Linked DNA regions of Homo sapiens: regions 1, 2 and 4 are each linked to region 3. The links are chromatin loops, found by intact Hi-C in ENCODE. Cell type or tissue: heart left ventricle. All regions are shown on one strand.

The links. A loop is a pair of places that touch in the nucleus more often than their neighbours do. Peaks named below come from ENCODE experiments on the same cell type or tissue, not always from the same donor. Only the 100,000 strongest peaks of a DNase experiment are listed, where the experiment ranks them.
Region 1: it touches region 3 in a loop (6-fold over the local background); 9 of 110 quality-filtered maps call a loop at or near these places.
Region 2: it touches region 3 in a loop (10-fold over the local background); 14 of 110 quality-filtered maps call a loop at or near these places.
Region 4: it touches region 3 in a loop (3-fold over the local background); 7 of 110 quality-filtered maps call a loop at or near these places.

What each region holds. Positions count from the first base shown.
Region 1 is chr9:19,470,039-19,475,038 of GRCh38, forward strand. It overlaps LOC105375988 (a long non-coding RNA gene), which reads left to right and starts at 64. Exons shown (of 7, transcript XR_007061431.1): 1 at 64-462. In heart left ventricle, a CTCF peak has its summit at 1,952 (motif pointing right); a DNase peak (open chromatin) is centred at 1,973; H3K4me3 peaks cover 637 bases.
Region 2 is chr9:19,490,751-19,495,750 of GRCh38, forward strand. The region is part of intron 4 of LOC105375988 (a long non-coding RNA gene); the gene reads left to right. Among named protein-coding and RNA genes, the nearest start is that of MAP1LC3BP1, 30 kb to the left of the region's middle. RefSeq lists an enhancer at 2,233-2,756. In heart left ventricle, a CTCF peak has its summit at 2,522 (motif pointing right); a DNase peak (open chromatin) is centred at 2,761; H3K4me3 peaks cover 745 bases; H3K27ac peaks cover 1,439 bases.
Region 3 is chr9:21,109,035-21,114,034 of GRCh38, forward strand. No RefSeq gene overlaps it. Among named protein-coding and RNA genes, the nearest start is that of IFNW1, 30 kb to the right of the region's middle. In heart left ventricle, a CTCF peak has its summit at 2,108 (motif pointing left); no DNase peak of the experiment used is centred here.
Region 4 is chr9:20,988,203-20,993,202 of GRCh38, forward strand. It overlaps FOCAD (focadhesin), which reads left to right. Exons shown (of 44, transcript NM_001375567.1): 41 at 130-227; 42 at 1,921-2,172. Among named protein-coding and RNA genes, the nearest start is that of HACD4, 41 kb to the right of the region's middle. In heart left ventricle, no CTCF peak of the experiment used is centred here; a DNase peak (open chromatin) is centred at 2,079.

The DNA of each region.
Region 1 (5,000 bases), 1.6 Mb before region 3:
CCCTCCAAGTCAAGTGAATACTTCTGAGCAGGCTGTAAAATCCATCATTGGGCCACTTTTCTTCTTCCAAACTGTACACAACCCACACTGAATACCTGCTTCCCTCTAGGCCTGGGCACTTCTGTTCCCTTTGCCCAGCATACCTTTGTCCCTCCCCACATTTTCAACACTTGTACTTCTATTTTTCCCTTAGGACTTCATTCGTGTATCACCTCCTCCAGGAAGCATTCCCTGATAACACCCTGGCCACATCCCTGGAGGCTGGTTTATATGCCCTTCCTCTGTTTCCATAGTGACTTCTATTTTCTACTTACCATGAGGCACATCACACTGTATCTGTCTTTACCACTGGATACGTCTTGTTTATTCTTCTATTTGCAACGTTCTAGAATCCCTGAATATTTGACAACGTATGCTTTCCCTCTACCATATGGCATGAGTGAGACCAGGGTTGGAACAATGGTGCGTGCCTGTACAGTGGTATGATTTAAGCTACTTGCTTGGCCTCTCTGTGTTTGCATAAATGGAAGATGAGACTAATGATAACTGAGACTTAATATGGTAGCTGTGAGGACTATGAGAATCCACTGAGAGCGGAGTGAACCGTGCTTGGTACAGAATAGTGGTAGGATTATGGAATTCAAAACGAGGCAGCTGTTGTTGTCATCAGTGTATGGCTGGCCTGGATCCATGATACTGATGTGACACCATTATTTATATTGTGGGTCAGATTCCTCCATTCTTGTGGGTAAGTTCCATGAGGGAAGGTCTTTGTTCAGCTTACAGCTGTATCTCTGTAGCTTAGAATAGTGCCTGGAACATAACGGGCAGTTGGTAAATGCTGGTTGAATGAGTGAATGAATGAGGTACCAAGAGACCCCATGGGATGATTAATCTTGATGGCCAGTCCAGTGTCCCCTGGCGTCCAAGACTTCTTTTATGCCTTATAATCTGGCTAGTGTGTGTCTCCAAAGAGCCTTCATTTAGCCCAAACCAGAGGTTCCCAAACATTTTTACCAACTGTCTTCTTTATCATAAGTTTGAGGAAAAAGTTATTTCTCTTGAAGAGAAAGCAAGAAGGAAGAGAACGCCCTGTTTTAACCTCCAGTGCCAAACGCAGCCTGAAACACACACGCCCACACAGCTCCTGTTCTTGGGAGAGAGGCACGGTAAAGTGGCATCTGGAAAAAAAACCCAGTTCAAGCCAAATTTGTGTCAATCCCTTCTCTGTCAGCCTGTGCTTCCAAGCACGGTATACCAAGATGACAGTTCCACCCAGCTTTCTGCTTTTTCTTCTTTCCAAAGAGAACTTTGATTAAAAAGAATCTTAAGATGCCTGGAAAGAAATTTCTAGCCTACAGACCAGCATTGTCTATGATAACTTTCTGTGATGACGAAAATGCTCTGTAATGTGTGCTGCCACTAGTTACTTGTGGCTGTTGAGCACTTCAGGCTGGTGTGCCTGAAGAGCTGAGTTTTCAATGTAATTTTAATTAATTTAATTTAGATAGCCACATATGATTAACGGCTACGGAGCTGGGTGGACGGGACAGTGATGTGTGGCTGAGCGGAGAGGGCTGCAAAGGGGGTCTCAGATAGGGGTCTGACCCTGGAAGTCTTCTCTTGGCCCTTTCTGGGGGACTGGAATCAAGAAAAGGCCAAGAGCCTCTCAGTGCTTTTTAACATAGGTGCCCCTTGATCAGCTTAGAATAAGAAATGAGGTCACATTCCTTTTAATGTTCAAACCACATGACTTATGATAAGGGCGTCATGAGCCCTGATCATGCCTCACTTTCTTCTCTCACCGAGGGGGATCTCCCTCCTGGAAAAATCTCACACACTCCCTCCCTGGGGACTTCCTTGGTCCTGGGGCGGGCAGTGTCATTACTCTCATCACCAGGAGAGAAAATCAGGAATTCTCGTTCTCGGCTGCTACTGCCGCCTTGGTCACTAGGTGTCACCAGTGGTCCTGCAGCCCACCAAAAGGAAGGCGGCCACACCAGTTGGCAGGTCTGGGGACAAACCTGGAGGCTGCGGTGGAGGGAGAAGTTGGCTTCCTGAGGGGGTGAAACTGACACTCACAACCGTACTAGATGCACCAGATCAAGTGTCGTGGTGTGGGGGAACGTGGGCGATAGGGTTCTGGGACATTTGCCGTGTGACTGTGACCCGTGTGACCCGTTTTGGTCGTCTAAGGGAATAGTTTCTGCCTACATCCTGCTGAAAGAAGTGGCTTTTGGAATGCCTGCCCTCTTTCTCAATGGACCCCAGCAGGCAGCCCCCTTATGAAAGGGAATTGTTTGATGTCAGTGCTCATCCCAGAGCCTGAGTGCTTAATATTCCCCGTGGTCACCCACTTTTGAGGGAAAGTGGCTTCAAAGCAGGAGTGGTGACAGACCTGGCTCCTGGTCCCCACACTGCTGACCACTTCTGGTGTGACTCAACCTTCCATTCCCACCCCCAACTCCCGCCCAGCACCTGTACCAGAGAGAAAATAAGACCTGCTACACATTTTGGTAACTTTTTGCTCTTGACAGTAAAATAAGATTTTACTTTCCTGACAGCTCAGAGTATAGTAGGGGCTTAAATACTTGCTAGCTGACTGAATACTAGTTAGAGGGTTATTAATGTAGGTAGGGGAGAACTGCACTTTCTTTCCAAGTGAGATTCAATAATACGTATCTTGCCCCCAACTTCCTGGAGTCGGAAAGAGTATGGTTTCATTATAGCCTGGCCTCCAATCAGCTGTGTAATTGGGTATGTCACTTAATCCTTCTGAGCCTCAGTCTCCTCATATACAAAATTAGGGCGAAATCTAACTTTCAGATGGGGTGATGGTTAGTTTTATGTGTCAAATTGGCTGGATGATGGGGTTTCCAGATATTTGGTCAAACATTATTCTGATGTTTCTGTGAGGTAAGAGCATTTCTGGATGAGATTAAGGTTTAAATTAGTTAATATATATATTTTTTGAGATGGAGTTTCACTGTTTTTGCCCAGGCTGGAGTGCAATGGCATGATCTCGGCTCACTGCAATCTCTGCCTCCCAGGTTCCAGCCATTCTCATCCCCCTGAGTAGCTGGGATTATAGGCGCCTGCCATCATGCCCAGCCAATTTTTGTATTTTTAGTAGAGACAGGGTTTCACCATGTTGGCCAGGCTGGTCTTGAACTCCTGACCTCAGGTGATCCACCTGCCTCAGCCTCCGAAAGTGCTGGGGATATAGGGGTTAGCCACTGTACCTGGCCATGGATTTTTTTTTTTTTTTGAGACAGGGTCTCAATCTATTGCCCAGGCTGGAGTGCAATATGGTGATCATAGCTTGCTGCAGCCTTGAACTCCTGGGCTCAAGCAATCCTCCCACCTCGGCCTCCCAAGTAGTGGAGATTACAGGTGCATGCCACCGTGCCTGGCTAACTTTTTTATTTTGTTTTTTTTTTAGAGTTGGGGTCTTGCTATGTTTCCCAGGCTGGTCTTGAGCTCCTGACCCCAAGTGATCCTCCTGCCTTGACCTCCCAAAGTGCTGGGATTACAGGTGTGGGCTACCATGCCCAAATTGGTAGACTTTAAGTAAAGTAGGCTCCCTCCATAATGTGGGTAGGTCTCATCCAATCAGTGGAAGGCCAAAATAGAACAAAAGAAACTTTCTCCTACTTCTCTAGCAGATGGCTTCAGACTACATCTGCAACATCACCTCTTCCTGGTTCTACAGCAGATGGCCTTCAGGCTCAAACTGGAATATCAGTGACTGGCTGGGTCTCCAGTCTACTGGCCTTGACTGGAACTGCAGCATAGACTCTTCTGGGTCTCTAGGCTGCCAGCCCACTCCACAGATTTTGGACTTGCCCATTCTCCATAATTGTGTGAGCCAATTCCTTCTAATGAATCTCATCTATTCTTTTCTTTTCTTTTCTTTTCTTTTCTTTTCTTTTCTTTTCTTTTCTTTTCTTTTCTTTTCTTTTCTTTTCTTTTCTTTTCTTTTCTTTTCTTTTCTTTCTTTCCTCCCTCCCTTCCTTCCTCCCTTTCTCCCTTCCTCCCTTCCCTTCCTGTCTGTTTTGCTCTTGTTGCCCAGGCTGGAGTGCAATGGCATGATCTCATCTCACTGCAACCTCTGCCTCCTGGGTTCAAGTGATTCTCCTGCCTCAGCCTCCTGAGTAGCTGGGATTACGGGTGCTCACCACCATGCCCAGCCAATTTTTTTTTGTATTTTTGGTAGAGACAGGGCTTCACCATGTTTGCCAGGCTGGTCTTGAACTCCTGACCTCAGGTGATCCACCTGCCTTGGCCTCCCAAAGAGCTGCGATGACAGGCATGAGCCACTGTGCCCGGCCAGTAAATCTCTTTCTATATAGTCTCACGTTCTGTTGGTTCTGTTTCTCTGGAAAACCCTAATGCCGATGGCTATGGGGATTAACTAAAATTATAGTGTAAAAGCATCTGGTACAGTATCCAACCAGTACCAAAGTATCTAGTAGATGCCCAATAAGAGCTACTTTGCAACCCAGCTTCCCAGTTTTCTTGGTCAATTATTAAATAGATTCCTCAGGACAGGAAGAATACTTCCCCTAGACCTGGAAATCCGTCGGCTAGTCTGCCAATGTTTGTCACTTTCAGTGGACCGCCGGGCTCTGTCCCATTTTGTGATGCAAACATTTCCCAGGGTGCCTCTCTCCCTCACCTGGCTCTAGTCTCCTAGGTCTCAGAACAAGAAGGCATGTGCCTTTCTTTGTTCCCTGTTCACTAATTGCTTCTGGGTGGGTAAGAGTGGGAAGAAGAAGATAATTCCCTCCTCCTCCTCCTTATCAATAGTCTCCATTAAGCCACACATAGATGTGGTATCTGAAAGGTGAGAGGGTGGGTTCATTATGCTTCTTCAGACACATAAGACCTCTTTTCAACTGAGTGCTTCTTACCAATTGATGGCAATCAGTAGAATTATTTTTAGCATATCTGAAACCTTTCTTTCTCCTAGTACACTTTTTTTTTTTTTAACAGAAATG
Region 2 (5,000 bases), 1.6 Mb before region 3:
TCTGTCCTCTTTCAGGCCATTAGCTTGTGGTATGGGGCACCTCACACTGCCATCCCTGGCTTCTGCCAACTGCCAACATTCAGGAAGGCAGGCTTCTTTAAATCTGAGTCTGTGGATTAATTGCATTTTCTTAGACACTGTTAAGAATCTGTCAGCATTTCCATTAAGAAAAGATTAATAAGATGACAAATTGCTAGCTCTGTCAATGCTCTTTTGTGTTTTTTTCCCCCTGAGGATTATTTTGGGTGAAGATTTCCACTCTTGAGGCATTGTTACACAAAACTATATGATCCTCCACTCTGCAATAGAATAGTCACTAACCCCATGTGACTACTTTAAAGTAATTTAAAATAAATGAAAGATTTAGTTTCTCAGTTACACCACATCTGCAACCTTCCTTTATTCCTTTCTTCTCCTTTGTGTGTGTGTGGTTTTTTTGTTTTTTGTTTTTTTTTTGAGACAGGATCTTGCTCTGTCACTCAGGCTGGAGTACAGTGGTATCATAGCTCAGTGCAGCTTCAAACTCCTATGCTCAGGTGATCCTCCTGCCTCAGCCTCCTGAGTAATCGGGACTACAGGTAGGCACCACCATACCTGGTGAATTTAAATTTTTTTTTTTTTTTTTTTTTTTTTTTTTAGATAGGGTCTCACTGTCACTCTGTCAACCAGTCTGGAGTGCAGTGTTGTGATTTCGGCTCACTATAACCTCCGTCTCCCAGGCTCAAGCGATCCTCCCACCTCAGCCTCTCCAGTAGTTGGACTATGGGCATGCACCACCATGCCCAGCTAATGTAATTTTTTTTTTTTTTGGTATCTTGTAGAGATAGGTTTTCACCATGTTGCCCAGGCTGGTCTTGAACAACTGAGCTCAAGAGATCCGCCCATCTTGGCCTCCCAAAGTGCTGGGATTATAAGCATGAGACACCACACCTGGCCAATTTTTTTTTTTTTTTTTTGTTTCAAGTTTTCACAGTGTTGCCCAGGCTGGTCTCAAATCCCTGGCCTCAAGCAATTCTCTCACCTCAGTCTCCCAAACTGTTGGAATTACAGGTGTGAGCCACAGCACCTGGTCACCTGCAACATTTCAAGTGTTCAATAGTCACGAGTGGCTAGTGGCTACAGACAAAGGACATTTCTATCACAGTTCTTTTAGACAGTGCTAAGAGTGGCCCAGTAGAATTTAGAAGAAAGACATGGTCTTCTTTGTCACATGGGCCTTAGTCCTAATCTCATTTCTTCTAAGTAGTGAGATGACTTTGGGCAAGTCATTTGACTTCCCTAAGGGCTCAGTTCCTGCGTCTGTTAATGGGGTACTTCTACTTGCATAACAGGGTCCTTCTGAGAGTTCTGGCATCAGTGCTCAATTGGCAATAACCTCCTTTGTCCTGCACCTCCTGCCAAACAACCTATTTCTCTTAATCCCTAGATCACCTGTATTACTAGAAGCTCATTTTGAGCTTGAAGGTCTGGCCAGGAGCAGAGGGAATCACCTTTCCCTCAATGGTAGAGAGGGGAATTTGTGATATCCTGAGATTCTAAGATTGTGATACCTGCCCAGGCAGGGAGGGGATAGGCTTTGCTTCTTCTGCACACCTTGCCTTTATCTCAACTCATTTCTTCTCTCAGTCACTGCCTGAAATGAATGAGTGTGTTGAAATGAGTAATATTTGGAGTTTCAAATGAATAATTGTTACATAAATCATTAGTTCTCAAATTTTAGTGGACATCAGAATCACCTGGAGGGCTTGTCAAAGCACGGATTTCTGGGCTCCACCCCCAGAGTTTCAGGGTCTGCAGGTCTGATGTGGGGCCTGGGAATTTGTGTATGCATTCCCAGGTGCTGCTACTCCTGGTGGCGGTCTGCAGTGTACCTGAGTCATGGAAGCTGGAGCATTTTTATAAGCAAAGATTAAATTGTATCCTTGCTTTACACAGAGGATACCCAGCACGTTCTTGAGGGCATGAGAATTCCTTATAACATTGTTATAATTGTGATTTCATTGTCAAAATAGAAAAGATTCACCCCGATTGTGGATTATAGATTATCTTTGTTTCCTTCATTTTTTTTTTTCTTTTTACAAACCCTTGTATCAAGAAGTGCTGACTTACAATAGAGGACGGCGAGGGAGCTGCTCTGCTACATACAAAATTCCCAGCCAGAAGCAGGTGGTCTACCAGTGGTTTACCACCAGGTTCCCCACAAAACTGGCAGTGCATGAATGGCATAGATGACGGTCTCCAAGCCAACTGCAGCATGTAGATTTCAGTGCCTGCTTTTGCATTTGTATGTACAATCACATTATTACCAAGCAATTTCCAGAACTGGCAACATTTGACTTTTGACCTAGTGTTTCTCAAATTGTCTCTTCCCTTTCTGGTGATACCATGGCTGTAGCTGGACCCCTGGGCCTTCCCTATCCCTGCTCCTGTTTTGTTACTCCCAGGCTACTTGGTGGGAAAGTGAGACATTTCATTTTCAGGGCATTTTTGGTGGGTGAGCGTCGTAATCTACGATTTTGCCTGTAGAGGGCAGCAGCACCAAGAACTTCTGGCTGCATTTTCAGTGTCAAGCGTCAGCCTGGTATCTCTCTGTTCCTTCCATCCCTCTTGTCACCTTGCCCTTTTTTTCTGGAAGTCACATCTAAAAAAGATATTTGCAAAGTACCCCGGTTGCCTCGGCAACTGGTGCTCAGGAAGGCGGCCTGGGGTGTAGCAGCGGTGTTGGCTGGACGCCCACCTGCTTTCAGCGTGGCTGAGGGGACTGCCCCCACCCCACAGCCTGGCCACCTGGCAATGCCCAGTGACTGTGGGAGGTGGCTGTCTGGGAAGCCTGTTCTCGCTGCCGACTTCTGGGGCTTTGCTCGCACATATCCTCTTTTGCTTTCTTGTCCCCAAAATGCCTCTTCCCAGAAAGAATCTGAGTCAGTCTCTCGTCATTAGATTAGTTCCTGCCAAACTACGGCAGATGTCAAAGCAGCTGATAGGAAGATTATGATTCTCCCTTTCGCAACCCCAACAGAAAAAGCGGAGTAAAGAACCCGAGCGGAGAAGGTTGTCAGGCAAAGTTCCGATGAGGAGGGAAGATGGTTCTATTTTGGCAGCTCAGTAACCATATTCCCATTCCCTCTGCCCCATTCAACATGGAGATGCAGGAAGGAGTCCCCCTTAACTCCCTGTCTGAACAGCCCAGGATCTTTGGATTTAATGTTGCCTTAAAACAAGAACAGTTTCCTTTCTTTCAATAGACACCCCTTGACTTGGCCCACATGCTTGTGGATGTAATGGATTTTCTGAGGAGTATTTTTCCTGGTCTAGTGCTGTCTTTCCTGCATGAACTCACTCATACTCTCTCAGTTGCACACACGGGTTTCAATTTATCTTCTTCCTGTCAGACAGCACCTGTTCTGTCACAAGTGAGCGATAACTCCTGACAATTTCTTCTCCTGAGGCTCACAGGGAAGGAAGTTCTCTGAACCTCCTGGTTGAGGAGCCACTCTGCAGTGGTCTCAGGAGTTCATTTGGTTTGGAACCCTCCTAGTGTAACCCTACTCTTGTCCCGGAGTGAACCCTTTCTCCTTAAGGAGATGGCACAAGATCTTAGACACATCTTAGATCCAAGACCCCAGACAAAATGGCTCAGTTCAGAAAAGACTCAAGTCATCAGGATGGTAAAGTGGGCTCAGGAAGTCCTGCAGCCACCTGGGCATCCTTTGTGGGGAAGAAGTCAGCAGTGGCCCCAGGAAAAAAAACTAGATCAAATCCAGGGGGTCAGGGCAGAAGTGGCCTGGCCTTGTGTTGTGCCAAACCCCTATTAACCTCAATAGGGAAGGCACTAGGTTCAGGAGGCTGAAGAAGAGACTCAGAGCCAGCAAAGGAGACATGGTGTTTTTTTTGGAGATGGAGTCTTTCTCTGTCACCCAGGCTGGAGTGCAGTGGTGTGGTCTTGGCTCACTGCAACCTCCGCCTCCTGGGTTCAAGCGATTCTCCTGCCTCAGTCTCCCAAGTAGCTGGGATTACAGGCACGTGCCACCACACCCAGCTAATTTTTGTATTTTTAGTAGAGACAGGGTTTTACCATGCTGGCCAGGCTGGTCTTGAACTCCTGACCTCCGGTGATCCCTCCTGCCTTGGCCTCTCAAAGTACTGAGATTACAGGCATGAGCCACCATGCCCGGCCAATGTGGGGGTTTTATTAGGGGCTCACATACAGGGGAGAGAGTCCAGTGGTGGTGTGCTGGACAAGATAGCCACCTTACAAACAGTCCAGTGGCAGCAGGCTGGGCAGGAAAACCGTAACTGCTTGCAAACAGTGTGCAGTTTAAATAGCGTTTTCACCTAACACCCTCCCCTTAATGACCTCCACCTGGCAACCTTTGTTTAGCCCAAAACTCAGGGCCTCAATCCCTTGTATGGCCCGCATTCCATGGGATGGGTGGGGGGCTCGGATGTTCATCACTGATAAGGTATGAATCTCCAGGTTGGCCATGCCGGATTCCTTAGCTTGAAACACACATTCAGATGTGTCTGCCATACAGGGTCATCCTCAGGGTCTGCTTATGTTATTGCTATCAGGTGTGTTTACCCTCCACGCAGCATGTATCATGCAGCCTGTATCAGCCACAAGTGTCCAGGTGGGAGAGCAACTGGTGGGGGCGCTGTGGCAGCGGGCAGGAGGGAGGGAGGCTGACTGGTGTTGGAATGCCTGTGCCTCTCTGTTGACTGCCTTTTCCCTCCTGGGTTCTACTTCTCTGGTCTCTCACGCCAGGCATCCCCTAAGTCTTTCTTTCCCATCAGAACTTTCCTCCTTTCACACTGAGGTGCAAATGGTTGATAACAGTTGAGAGTGACAGTTCCTGAGAGCTTTCTCTGTACTACCGTTTTAAGATAATTGTTTATAATAGAAAATGTCAATCATGTAGAAACAGAATAGCATAATCGACTCCTGAGTAGCCATCATCCAGCCTCAACGATTAACTTACAGCCCACCTGGTTTCTTCCAT
Region 3 (5,000 bases):
GGCTGTGGAGAATAAGACATTGTTTAAGAGCTTGATAGGATTGGTGAGGATTTAAAGTGCTTCCTGTAAAGTGCTTAGCACAGTCCTTGTTGCAGTGTGAACATTCAATAAACATTAGCTTTTATTATTTATATTAGTGGATTTTGAACATCTTTTCATTGACTTTAAGGAGTGAGGCTAACCTCTTTTTAATTCCTATGTTTGATGAATGTTTACCTCTGTATGTAGCTTTGCTTCAATATATTTTAAGAATAGTGCTTTAATTCCATTACTAACTAAACTACTTATTTTACTTTTTCTTCCTGACTTAACTGAATGTGTCAGTATGATTTTAAATATCTAAATGTTCGCTTTAAAAATCATTTTAAAAAGAATAATTCCAGGCATTGTGATCTAATTATACAACTTAGAGTGTTTTTTCTCTGGAGGAATTTGATAGTTTTCTGTAATCTAATACAGGGTAATTTTTGTGAATGATTTATAAATATATGAAAAATATATTTTTTATTCTAAGTTGTAACTTAGTGCCCCAGAATCTTAGCCAATAATGTATCTTTTTCAATTATATTTGAAATTATTCTTGTTATTTTTCTATGCTATATTTTAAATCACAATGCTAAAAATGTCAATATTAAAATGACATTTTTGTTTGTTTCTCTATATTTGCTAACTTTTTTCTGTATATTGTATATTAAATTTCAGTTCTATGTCTTTTATAATTTGGTTATAAATCCTATTTGTTTCCTATGTATATTGATACTCTTTCTCAAATGTTCATTGAATTCCCACAAGTATCAATATTTATATTAATCAATATCTCATTGATATTAATATTGCCACCTCTATTTTTCCTTTGTTGTATTGCTTTTCTCTTTCTTGCCCATCTTCTTCTTTTACTGTTTTAGTATTTTTAATTTTAGGCTTTTCTCATATGTAGAGTAATAACGGGGTTTGGTTTTAAGCCAATCAAGACTTTTTTCTTTTAATAGGGAACTCTAAGCAGCTTATATTTATTATCTTAACTATTATGTGTTTGGTTCTTCACTTTATTGCTTTATGCTTTACTTCTTGCATTACTTTTATATGTTTTTAACATTTATACTTCCTTCAATTATTTAATTATTATTAATTTCAGACAATATATTTTTAAAAGAAATTTAAATTTTCTCTTATTTTTGAACTAAAAATTGCATAGTACTTTAAAATAACATTTTAAAAGTATTTCAGAACTTTTAACTGATTTTATTATTTACTGCCAGCTCTTACTGATACTGTTGCTTTTGGTCAACATAGTATGTATAAGAGATAGGAGATAAGTAGATCCGTATGCATGTGAATTTATGTTCATAAATAAATATATGGGAAGTTCCACGAAGTTGATGAAGAGAAATTCATTCCTGATTTTAGGAAATAAAAGCATATTAATTTAAATGCTCTTAGAAGGAATGCATTTGGATGCAATAAGCTAGATTAGCGTCACATATTCCAAATATATTCCTGCATGTTTCAGGAGTCATGTAATCAATAGAACAGTGATCAACTTAAACAATTTTCATTTTAAGAAGAAACATGCTATCAATATAAAGTGATGAGTTTGATATTCTTGTCTAGCCTGCAAACTGGCTCTGAAGACAGTTCTCATCCTGGAATTGAAAACTTTTTAAAATAGTGGTAATACTGTTGCCATCATTGATTGTTATAGCTTCTGAAGTGTTTTTCAAGACATATTTGAAACTGTAGCAAGGTACATTTATAATGAAATAAACAACTGAAACTTTTACCTGAGCACCATGTAGACTCTTCCTTTACTATGTCTCTACCCCAACCTTTTACCAAGAAGGCAGATGAATTCTCTTGGGTCTGAGTGTAGCACATAAGCACCAGGGGTTCCCTCATTACACCATGCTTTCCATCTATTTCTGTAGGTTTTTAATGGCCTTTCTTTGGTGATCCTGATCCAATGTTGGACAGGATCAAACTAAAACAATGGAAGAATAAAGATTTTAGGGAACTCTTTTTCTGTGCTCTAGACCCTCAGCTTTGGAGTGTTGCTTTGACTAGTGCTGTCACTCTTAACCAGGTATGTACGCTTGATGTTATACTGCCATCTACTGGCTATACGTCAAATACTGGCTTAGAGACGACATACTGATAACTTTACCATGGTCATTAGCTGGGAATAATTCAGGAAATTAGAATGTAAAGAAAGGACAGTTTGATGTGCTGCCTAAGTAAAAACAAAGAAACAAATGCATAAATGAAGCCCACACAAAACCTCTAATTCATAATAGTGATCCCAGAAATGTGAAATTTGTTTTTCGATCACTGTATTCTTTTTTACTCCCAAGATAATCTTGTTATTTCCCATTTTTGTTAAGTAATTTAAAAAAGAAAAGGGAACATACATTCACACAGGACACTAATCAGAACAACAAGGCTATATTTTTGTTTGTGTTGTGTTTTCAATGAAACAAAAAATTGAACCTCAGGGTTGTTAAACCCTGACATTATGTTCAAATTAATGTTCCAGGAGGGCCCAATTTTGTTTCTAGGGGTTCGTTTTCTCAGATGCTTTTAAAAATGGGTAGAAAGTGGTGCCATGAGAAACAATGGCAGAGTAAAAATCTCTAAAAAATTTGCCCCTTCATAAAAGTAAAGAAAAAATGAGCAAAATTTGTCAGAATAAATCTTTTTACAATATTATGAGTTATCCCAAGGCATGCAACAACCCAGGAGCATTTATTTGAGGAAAACAGCTGTAAGTGTAAGTATAGCCAGATTTGTGGCATATTAACTTGAATTAATCCCATCACCCATTATCAAGTTCAGTGGTAGCCTTAAAAAGCAATGGGCTTCCTTCCTGGTACCACTGGGAATAGAAAAAATCTGGAGTGCCTTCATAGCTTCATTCCTAAAGATTGTCATTATTTGACTTCGAAATACCCTAGTAGAAAGACTTATCTTTATTTAAGCTGTCTGGGAGCTCACTCAAAGCTAAAAGACTCTCCCTGAGGAGTGTTGACTAAAGACATTTACAGGCCAGTGTTTTGATATAGTTGCTACCTGAGGTGATTAATTACGGTTGTAGTAAATAATGACCAACTGAAAATCTTAAAAGGAAAAACAGAGATGAGATGTCTATAAGGGCTTTGACAAATTCTAGCATACTTTTGGGAATCTAGAAGGGCATTGTACATGTGTAAGTTTGTGCACATGTTCAGGAAAGACCCAGTCTTTCACTTCTGGCTGACTTTTATCATAAGCAGAAACTGAAGGCCAAGGCAGGGTTGAAAACTGCCTGGCTAAGTATTAAACATGCACTTCAACATGCACACAGAGCTTCTTGGCTAAAACTGAGAGATTTATTTGTTCCAGATACTTAAGGAAATCTCTGTTCAGTCATTAGCTGGCCACTAAGCTAACTGATTAGAGACTTCAGTGGGCACATGTGCTAACGAATACAGACTTTACAGAATTAGTGCAGAAAAGACAGCAAGTAAACAAATAACAACCCACAACAAGCAGCAACAACAACCTCTTGGGGGATGGGGAACTAATTTATACAGTTGCTGCAGTTTATTATTAAAATGTCCACTTTTCAACAAAAAAATATAAGAATGCAAAGAAACTATGTCTTATACACAGGTGGAAAAGTCATGAATAGAAACTTCCCCCAAAAGCCCAGATATTAAATTTATTAGACAAAAACTTAAACCAGCTGTATTAAATAAGTTCAAACACCTAAAGGAAGCCATTTCTAATTAATTAGAGGAATACAGGAGAACAACATCAGATCAAAGAATACCAATAAAGAGAAAGAAATTATACAGAGGAACTGAATAGAAATTTGCTAGCTAAAACGTACAAAAATTGAAAAAGAAAACTTCACTTGAAGGGTCTAACAGAAGATTTGAGTAGACAGAAGACTCAATGAGCTTGAAGACAGATCAATTGAAATTATGCAGCTGAGGACCACAGAGCAAAAAAATGAATGAAGGAAAATATATAGAGTTTAGAGGACTTGTGGAACACCATCAAGCATACTAACATATATATATAATGAGAACTACAGGAGGAAAAGAGAGAGAAAAGGGGCAGCAAAAATATTTGAAGAAGTGTGGCCCCAAATTTAGCAAGTTTGGTGAAAGATATGAGTCTACACATCAAAAAACCTCAACACACTTCAAGTAGAATAAAGACAAATAGATCACACACAGGATAATCAAATGATTGAAAGCCAAAAACATAGAGAAAATCTTGAAAGCCGGAGGAGAGAAGTGACTCTCACATACAAAGGATCCTCAATAACATTAACAGCAGGTTTCCTATTAGAAAACACAGAGGCCAGAGGGTAGTGGGATGGCATATATAAAATTCTGAAAGGAAAAATAACCGAAGAATTCTATGTCTAGCAAAACTATTCTTCAAAAATATAAGAGAGATAAAAACATTTCCAGATAAACAAAAGCTGACTGAGTCCATCATTAGTAGATCTGTCCTACAAGAAATGCTAACGAGCCTTCTAGGCTAAAATAAAAGGACACTAGACAGTAACTTGAAGGCATATAAAGAACTTTGGTAAAGGTAGGTAAATATAAATAATATTATTGTACTCCCCTTTTTATTTCCTATATGATTTAAAAGTCAAATGCATAAAACAATAATTACTAATCTATGTGAATGGGCAAACAATGTTTAAAGACAAGAGGTCGGAGGGGAGACAGAGCAGCATAGGAGTCAAGATTTTGTACGCTGTTAAATCTAAGCTGGTATCAATTCAAACTAGATTGTTGTAAATATAGAATGTTAATTGTAACTTCCATGGTAACCACTAAGAAAATATTTAAAAAATATAAACGAATCAGAGTGTGAGGGAAACTGGGCAGTATGCTAAAAAAATTAAACACACAAGAAGGCAAAAACATATAAGCTGACTCCCCATTGTGAATCTATTGTGGGAAACACATTATATTCTTAAACTTTAGGAAGCATACTTTTCA
Region 4 (5,000 bases), 120 kb before region 3:
AGGGAACATGAAACTGGTTAATGGAATCCTCACCAGGTGTTCTGCTTTAGTTATGATGGTTGTTACTGATCTGTTTTACATTTCAAAGGAAAACCATGGTCTAGTAAGAAAATACCCTTTTCATTTCAGGCGTTTTGAAGAGAATGGAGTGGCTCTTGGAACTGATGGGTTATATTAGAAATGTTGCTTACCAGTCAACATCCTTTCACAATACGGCTCTTGACAAGGTAAAATCTAGAGGAGTAGTTTATAGCTTCCTTAAAATACAGAACTTATATTAGGTTGGTGCAAAAGTAATTGCGGTTTTGCCATTAATTGGCAAAAACTGCAATTACTTTTGCACCAACCTAAAATATATGCTCCCAAAAGAGGAGCACGTTGCTGTTTGCAGCTTTTCTTTCCCTCTTTCCTTTTATTTTAGACACACTTAATGATTCTCTGATGCCGCAAGAAAACTGGTATTCTTACCAAGCTCTTGGAGACACCCAAGGCTGCCCTTTGAGAAATATTTTCAACAAAATATGTTTCTTGACAGACAGAACACAAAGGACACTTGGGAGAGAGAGAACCCAAGCTCCTGTGTAGCTGGGATTGATCCCATAAAGGATGTGGGAATATAGGGCTCTGGCCTCCACACTGGCCAGCATATGGCTAAAAATGCCTGCTTTGAAGAGGTTCCTGGAGTGTATGCAGATAATCTTATGTGTGCCAATACTTATGTGCATGTGTGCATATATGGAGGGGAATTTTTATCACACCTGCAAAATTACCTATGACTCAAAAAAAGTAAGAACCGCTAGTATTAGGTTTGGGTAAGTTTAAAAATAAAAGATTAATAAGACGAAGACAGCTCTTTCCTGCTTTCCTTCATTGTGTTGACTTAGCTGGCAGCTGTGCATTTTGTAATAGCAGAATTTTTTTTCTGTAGGCATGCTTCATGAGTATTCTGTTTGCTGTGTGAGTCAAATTTGCATAACCTGGGATGTTTTTTGAAGTTCTGCCCAGTTTTTCTGAAGAGTTGTATGTCTTTTTGAAATTTTAATTTGTGAGTTTAGGAATTTTAAGAGATTAGGAAGTACTTTTTAAACTTTTTTTGAACTTGCGTGATCTGTCCTCTTTCTTCTGATTTCCTAAGTTTTTATTAACTTTCTCTGTTTTCTTACAAAAACCTTAAAACACTGAGAAAATACAGATAAGCAGAAAGAAGTGTAGTTTAAATCACAGTAATCCAACTACTCAGAGGTGGCTCCTATAATCACCATTTCTATGATTGTCTAGATTAGTCTGAAATCTAAATGGATAGATCCTGGACAGGTGTTTAAAATGCATGAAGAAGCTGGGCACAATGGCACATGTCTATAGTCCCAGCCACTTGGGAGGCTGAAGCAGGAGGATTTCTTGTGCTCAAGAGTTCAAGATCACTCTGGGCAACATAGTGAGACCCCATTTCTTAAAACATTTTTTAAAAAAAATGAAGAAAGACTTGCTCAAAAGTAGAATCAGAGTATACATATTTTTAAAAATTAGTTTTGCCCACATAACCATAAATATTTCTTCATTTTGTAAGCTCTTTGAAAACATCAAAACAGAGGAATGTTTGGATCTTGATGTGATTAGGAATTGAATAAACGATGTTTCTCCTGAAATGTTAGAGCGATAATAATGAAACTGTTGGGTCTTCTGCCTTCACATAAAGGGACTTCAAAAATCTTCTAAAGCCCCAAAATGTATCTTCATTAAACATGGAAACTGAGTTTACTGTTCAGTTCAGTTCCTCTTCTGGGTGGGGGTAGGGCAGGAGGGACTGGTTGGGTGAAGGGGAAGATGACATTGCCTCACGACAGGGGCTGTGTATGTGAACATGTGTTACTTTGAATTGTTAAAAAATATGACCTAACGTCATTTCTATTTTCATCGTAGGCTTTGGACTTCTTCTTGCTGATATTTGCAACCGCAGTGGTTGCATGGGCTGACCACACTGCCCCTCTCCTCCTCGGCCTCAGTGCCAGTTGGTTGCCATGGCATCAGGAGAATGGCCCGGCTGGGCCAGTACCAAGCTTCCTTGGCAGGAGTCCAATGCACAGGGTCACTCTGCAGGAGGTTCTCACTCTCCTTCCCAATAGCATGGCTCTGCTGCTGCAGAAAGAGCCATGGAAGGAACAGACCCAGAAGGTGAGGCTGGCAGCCACCTGCTTAGCAGGGCAGGCAGCCATTGTCTCTTCAGCAGTTTCTACTGTAGAATTGAGGTGGGAGTTAAGTGCGTCTTGAATCACACCACAGACTTTCCTACCCAGCCCCATATCTCAGCCAGATGCAGAGTCTCAGAGATTGAGGCTAGCCCAGGCTCGGGGCAACTGCTGATTAAACAACAAGGTGGCAGCTTGCTTACAGCTGGGAGTGAGGTGGAGGAAAAGTCCATACTTCATTTATTGAAGGCACTTGTTTTCTTGATCCTGGGGAGGAAAGGGTGAGTATGTCTCAGAGCTCAGAATCTCAAGGTGAGGGTCGACGGGAAGGCAAATTCAGGATTGCAAATCGTGTGATAAGTAAGATACAGTGGTGATGAGCAAGGGAAGGAGTTGATCAACAATGCCTGGGTGGGTCAGGAAGTTTTCTGCCAGGAAATGTGGGTCGGGAGCATCCATCTTCTTGTAGCATCTTTAAGGTTCCCCATAGCTTATTCCATTGCACAGATATGCTCCAGGCACCCAGTGTGCCCTGGTCTGTGCTAGATGCCAAACAGAGCTTTGTAAAGGTCTGATAGTATCACCCTTGCCCTCAGGAAAACCTAAATTGTTTAGTTTGCTGTTCAGTCTAGTTCCTCTTCTGGAGTAGGGGTGGGGCGGGAGAAGGAGTTGGGTGAAGGGGAAGATGACATTGCGTCATGTTGAGGGCTTTGTATGTGAACATGTGTTACTTTGAATTGTTAAAACATATGACCCAAAAGGAAACATTTTTTGGTTTTTAATGTTGAGGTTCCCCAGGCTACTAGCTGTTCTGCAAAGCATAACTGTGCTTACTGTACTTCTCATTATATGTTTCTGACCTGTCCTTAATACAGTTGGTTGAAAGATTCTTTTTTGAATCTCATTTAATCAAAACTGGATTTTTATGAAGTTGAAAGCTTCAAACTAACTTTTTTTTGCTTATTCTTGAAATCTGAACATTAATCTTTAAAAACATTTCTGAACTGTAGACCCATAGTTTAGCTATGCACAACTCCACCAAGTATCTCAACTAAAATGCCTTTTATTTTTCTTAAACCTGATAAGCATTAGTATTGCTGCCCCAAATTTTGTGCTTTGTGTCCCATTTAAAATCAAATTTTGGCTGGGCACAGTGGCTCACACCTAGAATCCCAGCACTTTGGGAGGCCAAGGCAGGCAGATCACGTGAGGTCAGGAGTTCGAGTCCAACCTGGCCAACATGATGAAACCCTGTCTCTACTAAAAATGCAAGAATTAGACGAGTGTGGTGGTGTGTGCCTATAATCCCAGCTACTCAGGAGACTGAGGCAGGAGAATCGCTTGAACGCAGGAGGCGGAGGTTGCAGTGAGTCGCAATCCCTCCGCTGCTCTGCAGCCTGGCTGACAGATTGAGACTCTGTCTCAAAAAAAAAAAAAAAAAAAAAAATTTAAATGTGGTCTTCCCATATATTATTTCTGGACTGGGATACCACGTTCCCTTTGGACTACAATGTAGACCTCTTGCATTGATTATATATTTGTAGTGCTTGACTTTTTTGCTTATCGGTTGGATATTATAGCACAAAACTGAGAAAAGGAAAATCAACAAAGAAAAAAATTTTTGATTAAAGCAGGGAATTAGGAATATTTTCTTTTTCTCCCTATTTTACTCTTTCTTCAATCTAGCTTCTATATGTGAAACTAAAATGCCTATTACCTATCACCAATGTATGTGTTTTTAGTGAACCAAGATTGGCAGCATTCAGTCATTGATTAAATTACCCTGTATCTAATTCAAAAACAATTCAGGCTGCATCCTGAGAGATCAGCCAAACTCATAAATACTATGAGTTTCCACCTCATTTGCAGGATTTATTCATGGTTAACATGCTTGGCTCTACCTAGTGAATTATTTTATGCCATTTCTCTTGCATTTCAATTTTCTGTTTCATATCCATTTGGGCACAACTGTTCTCATCTACAGAAACATATTTTATTTCAGAAATGGGGGCTTATATCTGATGTGTTTTCTATTTACTGCCCAGCCTAGGAGCCTAGACCAAGCTGCACACAGAACCAGGTGGGAGGCAGCATGATGCAAAGAAAGAGCATAGGGCTCTGAAGCCAAGTGTACTTGGGTTCAAATCTTAACTCGGCTATACATTGAGGGTGGACTTGGGCAAGGTTTTTAATCTCTCTGGGCCCATCAGAGTGATGAGAGATAATGTTCCTGGCACACAGGAGGCCCTCTGGGCCCATGTCTACCTCCCTCTTAAAACCTGTATCAGCAGCCAGGCATGGTGGCTCACACCTGTAATCACAACACTTTGGGAGGCCAAAGCAGTTGAATCACAAGGTCAAGAGATCGAGACCATCCTGGCCATCATGGTAAAACCCTGTCTCTACTAAGAAAAAAATACAAAAATTAGCTGGGTGTGGTGGTGTACGCCTATAGTCCCCGCTGCTCTGGAGGCTGAGGCAGGAGAATCACTTGAACCCAGGAGGCAGAGGTTGCAGTGAGCCGAGATTGCGCTACTGCACTCCAGCCTGGTGACAGAGCAAGACTCCATCTAAAAAAAAAAAAACTCCTGTATCAGCTCTCAAGGTATTCAGCAGGGAAGTAGGTTTGACTTTGCCAGGTCATTTAACTAAATGGGAGCTGTATCCAACTTTACCATATCTTATGCTTGGTCCCTGTCTCATCTCCTCCACCTGGGGAAGGTATTGCCTAAGAACTGTAATCCCAGCTACTGGGGAGGCTGAGGCAGGAAAATCACCTCATATATATAGGTCCAAGGGAATAACTGTTCTTTT